2 separate regions of the Homo sapiens genome follow, and region 2 is linked to region 1. A link is a contact called in ENCODE Hi-C or POLR2A ChIA-PET data. All regions are on one chromosome and are shown on one strand. The core of a region is the stretch at or near the end of the contact, and the rest is flanking DNA. Distances in the headings are between cores, read along the strand shown.

Evidence for each region. Hi-C counts contacts between places; a loop is a spot of excess contacts on that map. ChIA-PET counts read pairs that join two places held with the same protein, here RNA polymerase II (POLR2A).
Region 2: a loop to region 1 is called in a map with no recorded cell type, with 7 times the contacts of the local background. The contact joins two enhancer-like sites. A Hi-C loop is called at or near these places in 1 of 37 single-sample maps with no recorded cell type. POLR2A ChIA-PET finds 5 or more read pairs at or near these places in 1 of 52 experiments (activated T-cell).

What each region holds. Positions count from the first base shown.
Region 1 is chr2:36,797,285-36,800,846 of GRCh38, reverse strand. All of the region lies in intron 12 of VIT (vitrin), which reads right to left. The region is part of intron 1 of LOC124905990 (a long non-coding RNA gene); the gene reads left to right. Among named protein-coding and RNA genes, the nearest start is that of VIT, 100 kb to the right of the region's middle. Within about 2 kb of position 1,951, at least 2 of the 41 ENCODE cell types and tissues checked have a DNase peak (open chromatin) inside an H3K27ac peak, as active enhancers do.
Region 2 is chr2:38,090,734-38,094,724 of GRCh38, reverse strand. No RefSeq gene overlaps it. Among named protein-coding and RNA genes, the nearest start is that of CYP1B1, 17 kb to the right of the region's middle. Within about 2 kb of position 2,409, at least 11 of the 41 ENCODE cell types and tissues checked have a DNase peak (open chromatin) inside an H3K27ac peak, as active enhancers do.

The DNA.
Region 1 (3,562 bases), core at 702-3,201:
AATAGTGGTACCAAGGAGACCTCTCTCTGCTTCTCATCCTGCAACCGGGTGACACTACTCAAACTCATCTAGAAGGTCAACATCTATTTTGCTGAAGACTGAAAAAGATTAACTGGGGAGGAGTTGGAGTGAATTCAGTGGAAAAACACAGTAAGAATCCCTCTCTACAAGTGAATCCCCACGAAGCGGCGGAGTGGAGGGTGTGGAGGCGTGCAGGAGGGCGGGTGTGTGTGCATCGCACCCAAGATGAGGTGTGAGATCACATCTCACAAACCACTGACACTCAGCCACAGGCAGCGCTGACTTCGTGGGCGTGAGACCTGCGCAGTCACACAGGGCTCCATGCTCCAGAAGAGCCTCAGTCAGAAAGGCCCAGGCTTGGCATAGTGCTCTGCTGCTGCCGTCTTGAAATTCTTCATCATTTTTGAACAAGCTGCCCTGCACATTATGTAGTCAGTCCAGGCTAGAGGTTACTGTTTTCTTTTTTCTTTCTTTCTTTTTTAACACGGAGTCTCACTCTGTCACCCAGGCTGGAGTGCAGTGGCGCGATCTCAGCTCACTGTAACCTCTGCCGCCCGGGTTCAAGCAATTCTCTTGCCTCAACCTCCCGAGTAGCTGGGATTACAGGCACCTGCCACCGCGCCTGGCTAATTTTTGTATTTTTAGTAGAGACAGGGTTTCACCATCTTAGCCAGGCTGGTCTTGAACTCCTGACTTCGTGATCCACCTGCCTTGGCCTCCCAGAGTGCTAGGATTACAGGCGTGAGCCACCGTGCCCGGCCATTTTTTTTTTTTTTTTTGAGACGGAGTCTCGCTGTGTCTCCAGGCTGTAGTACACTGGCTCGATCTTGGCTCACTGCAGTCTCCACCTCCCGGGTTCAAGTGATTCTCCTGCCTCAGTCTCCCAAGTAGCTGGGACTACCGGTGCGTGTCACCACACCCAGCTAATTTTTGTATTTTTAGTAGAGATGGGGTTTTGCCATGTTGGCCAGGCTGGTCTCCAACTCCTCACCTCAGGTGATCTGCCTGCCTTGGCCTTCCAAAGTGCCGGAATTACAGGCATGAGCCACCAAGCCTAGCCATAGAGGCTACTAAGTTTTCAAGAAGGAGAAGACTTTTTTTTTTTTTCAGAGACAGGGTTTCGTTCTGTTGCTCAACCTGGAGTGCAGTGGCCCCATCTTGGCTCACTGCAGCCTCAACTTCCTGGGCTCAAGCATCCTCCCACCTCAGCCTCCCAAGTAGGTGAGACCACAGGTGCATGCCACCACACCCAGCAAATTTTTTCATTTTTTGTAAAGACAAGGTCTTGCTATGTTGCCCCTGGCTGGTCTTAAAAGCGTGGACTCAAGCAGCTTATTGTCCTGTTTTGGCCTCCCAAAGTGCCAAGATTACAGATGTGAGCCACCATGCCTGGCCAAGAAAACTTTTTAAAGTAGCCTTTCTACAAACACCAGAAATGGATCCAGGAAGAAGCGGTTGTGGGCAGTTTCAGGTGGGAACCTCAAGGATGCTGACCATGGGTTGATTCTTAGTGAGTCCATGCGGACCGGGACAAGTGGTGCAGTCACGAGGAAACCAGTCACCAGGACCTGGGAGAGAGGAGAAAGTGTCTGCCTCCCCGCTTCCTTTCCTCCATCCCTGTTTTCCAAACTGCTCTCTATCTCAAAATGATCTATGCTATCCCCAGAGGGTGGCTTATTTACAAGGCAAGGGATGAAAAACAGAAAGAGTGGACACCTTCAGGGAAGACAGGAAATTTAAAACAAGCTTAACCAAAGTGGGGCACTGGAGAAAAACCCAAATAGATGAAATTTCACCAGAAGAAAACCAGGTTCTATGGTTGGGACTAAACAGAAACAAACAACAACACAGCAATCAGCAGAATGGGGGAAATGGGGGTGTTGAGCTGGGCGTGACCTTCCTATCAACCTACAGTGTGAAGTGTCTTGATCTGAGGCTAAAGTCACAAATTCAGGGAGGAGGAGTCACACAGTGGAGGAGCACTGTGGCTTTCACTCTGTATTCTTCCCCTCGGGTTCTAGGGCTTATGGGTTCATTTTTTAAAAATTTTATCTATTTATTTTTTTCGAGATGGAGTCTTGCTCTGTTGCCCAGGCTGGAGTGCAGTGGCTCGATTTTGGTTCACTGCAACCTCTGCCTCCAGGGTTTAGGCAATTCTCCTGCCTCAGCCTCTGGAGTAGCTGGGATTACAGGCACCTTTCACCATGCCTGGCTTATTTGTTTTTGTATTTTTAATAGAGACGGGGTTTCACTATGTTGGCCAGGCTGGTCTCGAACTCCTGACCTCGTGATCCATCTGCCTTGGCCTCCCAAAGTGCTGGGATTACAGGCATGAGCCACTGTACGTGGCTGGGTTTATATTTTTACAAAGCAATTTCAGTAAATGCTATGTACACTTTTACTTATACAGCCCATCAGCCCCCATCCCTCAGGTCCTGGCCATTCCTCTACATACATTCATTCGCTTTTATTCCCTACCCTGTATGTCTACTGTAACACCGGGAGTCCTGGCCCCCATGCTTCTGGCTGCCCCTAAGAATCCCTGTGTTGGTCTCTGTAGTGTTAGTTGTGTGGCCATCTGCTAGAGGAACCTTCAGTCCTCAGTTCTGCCCGCAAAATTCCCCTGCTTGGAAATCATCAGAAATTCCCATTGCTAAACTTGATGTTTTGGCTTTCAAAGCATCCATAATTTAATTTCCAACTATCATGTTAAGGCTGTTCTCTTTCTTATTCTCTCTTTCACTCTCTTTTTTAGGATATTCCATGTTCTAGTCAAAATGAACTGTTCACCCTTTCCCACTTTTCTAGCTTTGTGCATTTGCTCACTTCTTCCCTCATCTGGAAAGCCCCAATCGTGCCCACCCTCCAAGCTCAGCGACCCATCTCCCTTACTCCCAGCCCCAGCTGACAATCTCTCTGCCTGACTCAGCTTTCTCTAACCAACACCGTGCATAATATGTGGCGCCTACAGGCACTCAATTAACAGCATTAACATTTCTTTGTTCTATTTCTGTGCATCTCTAAACCTCTAAACTTTGGTGTTCCATAGGGTGCTAGCCCCATCATGCATCTCTTCTTGGCTATGCACATCCCTGGGAGATTTCATCAACTCCCAGGACTCACAGACCATTCATGTGCCAAAAGCTGTCTGTGCACTGGTTGGTCCCCTTTCTTGAACCTCACATATACATAAAATGGCTTCCATACAGCTTCCTCTGGAAGGCACCTCAGGTTAGATATTTCCAAACCTGAAGTTGTTTATCTTCCAAGCCTGATCCACCCAACCACCCATCTCCCCATCTGCCTTCCTCTCTGACTCACTCAGTCATCCAGCAGTGTGTGTTCCTGACACTCTCCTCATCAAATACCACGTCCTGTCAGACCTACCTCTAAATATCTCTCACATTTCTCCCATCCTTTCCGTCCCCAAGTTTGGGCTTTCATCTCTTTCCTGAATATTGCCAGAGTTTCCTACCTGGTCCTAACCAGGGCAGCTTCTGCAGTGGATGTTTTATCCAGTTGGCTCTAAGTGTTTCACAGA
Region 2 (3,991 bases), core at 1,160-3,659, 1.3 Mb before region 1:
GCTAATTTTTTGTATTTTTTAGTAGAGACGGGGTTTCACCGTGTTAGCCAAGATGGTCTCGATCTCCTGACCTCGTGATCCACCCGCCTCGGCCTCCCAAAGTGCTGGGATTACAGGCGTGAGCCACCGCGCCCGGCCCAAAAAACACACTCTTAAGTTTAGACAATGGTTCTCAAAGTGTGGTCCAGGCACCCCGTCGGGATGGCCCCTGAGACCCTTTCCAGGAAACCCACAAGGTTACAGCTGTGGGAATAAAACATTATTTGCATTTCTAACTCTCATTCTCTTACAAATTTACTGGGGGGTCTTTCTGCAGAAACAGATGTGAGTCACCTGCTATCTTCTGTTAAGTCATAAATTAAAGAGATTTGTAACAATATTTTTTAAAACTGCCCACTCTGACTAAATATTTGTAATTTTGGAAACTAGTTATTTTCCATAAAATGTTATTTATGTTAACATGTATTAGGTTTATTATTTTTAATGAACTAACAAATATTTTATAAGTTTTTCAGCTTTAATTTCTAGAATTATAAATATTGATAGATACTTAGCTAAACAATAGTTCTTTGGACTCTACAATATTTTTTAAGACTTTGAAGAGGTTCTGAAAACAAAACATTTGAGAAACATTGAGCTAAGATTTTGGCACTGGGGCCTATGAAATCATTGCTTTTGCTCACTTACTTCTAAATAAAACCATCATTTCTGAGGATTGGAATAGTGTGAATTTTATGGTAATTTCAATATAATGGGTTTGAGTGTAGCAGATCTAGTCATGAAGCCCATGTGGAGGCTGCATGCCAACTCTCTGCATGTTCCAGCCACTGTGTTAAAGGAAGATTTTCTAAGCCATCCCAAGATTTGATTGTAAATTGTGGAGATTAAATTGCTGGGCAGATACCAAGGATATTCTGCAAGGGGAGGGGAGGAAGAGGGTGTGAGTTGCATCAGGCTCTGGCAACAAGATGGCTTTGCTTGTTGTGGTCTTGGGCTCCTGGAGGGAGTCAGCTCACAGGGCAGGAGAAGGCAGTGGGGTGGCCCAGGTCCCTAATAGGCATAACAGTACTAGAGACCTCTACAGTTACTGTAGTTAGAGGGGTGGGGCTTCTGTAAGACTTAGGATGATACGCAGTGAGTCAACAAATGTGTACTGGTGTGGTATAGATGGGCTTTGGTGCCTGCAGACCTGAATTCAAATCCTGACCCCTCTCACTTGCAACCTCTGTGACATTTGGCAAATAGTTTACTGTCTCTGAGCCTTAATCCCTTTGTATATAAAGCAGGCTAAATATACCAATATTTTTAGGATGATTGGGAGAAATAAATGAAACTGTCAATGTAAAAAATAGAAAACAGTGCCTGGCACTTAGGGGGAAATATTAGCTACTTTCTCTGTCTCCAAACTTGTTGTGTGGTGTGGGAGACTCTAAGGGAACGGAGGAGCTTAAGCCACAGGCCCTGGCCTTATGATGATAACATCAGAGAGAATGCTCCTCACATTTAGCAGGACACAGTGCTCCGACTGTGGTACTCAAAATTGTTGTGGTGTTTATTCCTTGTTGAGTGATATGTGTTACTCAGGAGGCTGAGGCAGGAGGATCCCTTGAACCCAGGAGTTCAAGACCAGCCTGGGCAACATAGAGAGACCCTGTCTCAAAAAAAAAAAAAAAAAAAAAAAAGATACGTGTAAGTTGCTCTTCACCTCTCTGATTTGCTGCAGGAAGCCTCAGGTATTAGGTTCAGAGTCCAGAGTAAATGAGGGCAGAAATGGAGGTTCCCACCAGCCCTGAGTGCCTTCTGTGCACTTGCTGTGGAAGAGGATTCCATTTTACCCCGTAGCTCCCGGGATTCCACTGGGGTGTGGCTGGTAACCTGGGGGCTCAGGGCTCAGTCACATCCTTATTGCACCAGAAAGTCCCTGAAATAGTGTAGGAGAATGAGGTGCCTGGGGGCATGGCTGCTGGTTGGAGGCCACAGTGCCACCTTCTCAAGGCTCAGAAACTGGGAAGCCTTCCTTCCTTCTGCATTCAAACCCTTAAAATGCACAACCCACCCCCCGTGGCTGACTCAGCACAATGGGAAAAGGAAAAACGGAGGTTAGTCAGCCCAAGAGTACAGACCATTGAATCTAACTTTCCATTTTGGACTGGAGAGCATTCGAGACAATTTCCTCCCTGGCCTTTAGTAAGGGAGAGCTGGGAGTCTCCCGTTCTGCCTTCTGGTACAGGCTCCAGAAGTAGGCTGTTTCCCTCATTGTGGCTGTCAAATGGGCTGTATGCCCCAGGTCTGAGGCCACAGTACACTTTGACTCAGAGCTGTAATGTAAGAAAAAAAGGCGGTGTTTTCTGGGAAGCTGGATAGCGTTGCGTCATTTGTACAAATCACCACCGGGAGGTCCCACGACAGCACTCCCTTGAGTTTCCTCCCAATTGCACTGCACAGCATGGAGTTTTCTGAACTCTCCTCAGCAGGGAATTGCATGAGTGTTGTCCTGGAGCCTCATTGCCACAGGGCTACAAAGCATCCGTAACAGTCACAGAGGGACTGACCGAAAGCATAGCTTGGTGGAAGAGGCCTACTATGGCCTCATCAGGCTCTTTTGGGAACATGGCATCCCCCTGCCTAAAGAACTGTCTCTGTACTACCTAAGGGTCCTGATGTGGAGCGCGTCTGGGTGAGGAGAAATTAGATGAGGAGAAAGTGCTGCAGAGCTGCCATCTGGGAGTTGGAGGGAAACACAAATTGGCTATTGGTGCTGAGCTCTTCTGCCAACAGCAGATGTTTCTGTGAGATCAGCCTTCTTAAGGCAGCGGCAAATGGCCTCCCACAGAATAATGATAACAGCTAATGATGCCTGAGCACCCACCACATGCCAGGCACCCTTCTAAAAGCTTTACATGTATTAGTTCATTCAGTCCTCACCACAACTCTGCATAATCGGTACTGGTATCGTCTCCATTTTACATCTCCATTCACTTAAGTGTAAGCTGGACCCAGAGAAGCGATTTCTAGCATGGAAGTCACTCCGGTGTAAGTAGGAGAGCCAGATTCAGATTCAGTCTGGCTCTGGAGTGATGCTAGCAGCCACTCAATGTGCTGCCTGAGAAACGCAAGGAGGAAGTGACTGGTGCCACTTTGGGCTGTTAGGAATTTGCAGGTGGGTAACGGCACGCCACCCTGAGAGCTGTCACGCTGAACCAAGTGGGCCATGTTTTTATTCCTGCGAGGTTCAAGTCCTTGCCATGTCTTGGATTTTACTGGACAGAAGTAAGGACTTAGTAAGTAGTAGTAATAATGATAATGGCTAACTGTTATTGGGTGCTCACTCTGCCATCAACTATGCTATTTGTTTTCTTACAATCAATATCTCATTTAATCCTCAAAACCACCCTCTGTGGTTGGTATATTACCTGTCTTGTACAAGTGAGGAAAGTCAGGCTCAGAAGGGTTAAATAACATGGCCAAGGTTACAGCTTATAAATAAGAGAGCTGGTGCTCACACCCAAGAGTGCCCGGTCCCAGAAGCCAAACTCCTAATGATTGGGTATGCTGGCTGTATTGCCTTTGATATCCTCTGGAGGATTAGACAAGCCCAGAAGGCATTTGGGCCTGCGCCCACGGCCTGTAAAGAATTGCCATTCATCTAAGAGGGGATATGGAGGTGTGTGGAGTTGGCTCTCCAATCCTGGCTTCTGTGATGTGTTCCATAGGGATGTGGAGGTCCGGAATCACCCCCGTCTAATGTTTTATCAGCTTTCATCTGGGGATTTCCCTCATTTGTCAGGAAGAGGAGATAATCTGAACACAGGCATATGTATTCTTTAAGAGAAGAAATAGGTCTGAAAGACAAGTAAAATTTTTGTTTTGTTTGTTTTGTTCCATGTTGGCAAACCTAAGTCAAAGTAACCATCCTTTATAGAAGGAAAAGTATTTAGGTACATTCTACTTGGTACAAAGCCAAGGTTCATAGAGATGGGAATTGGCAAAC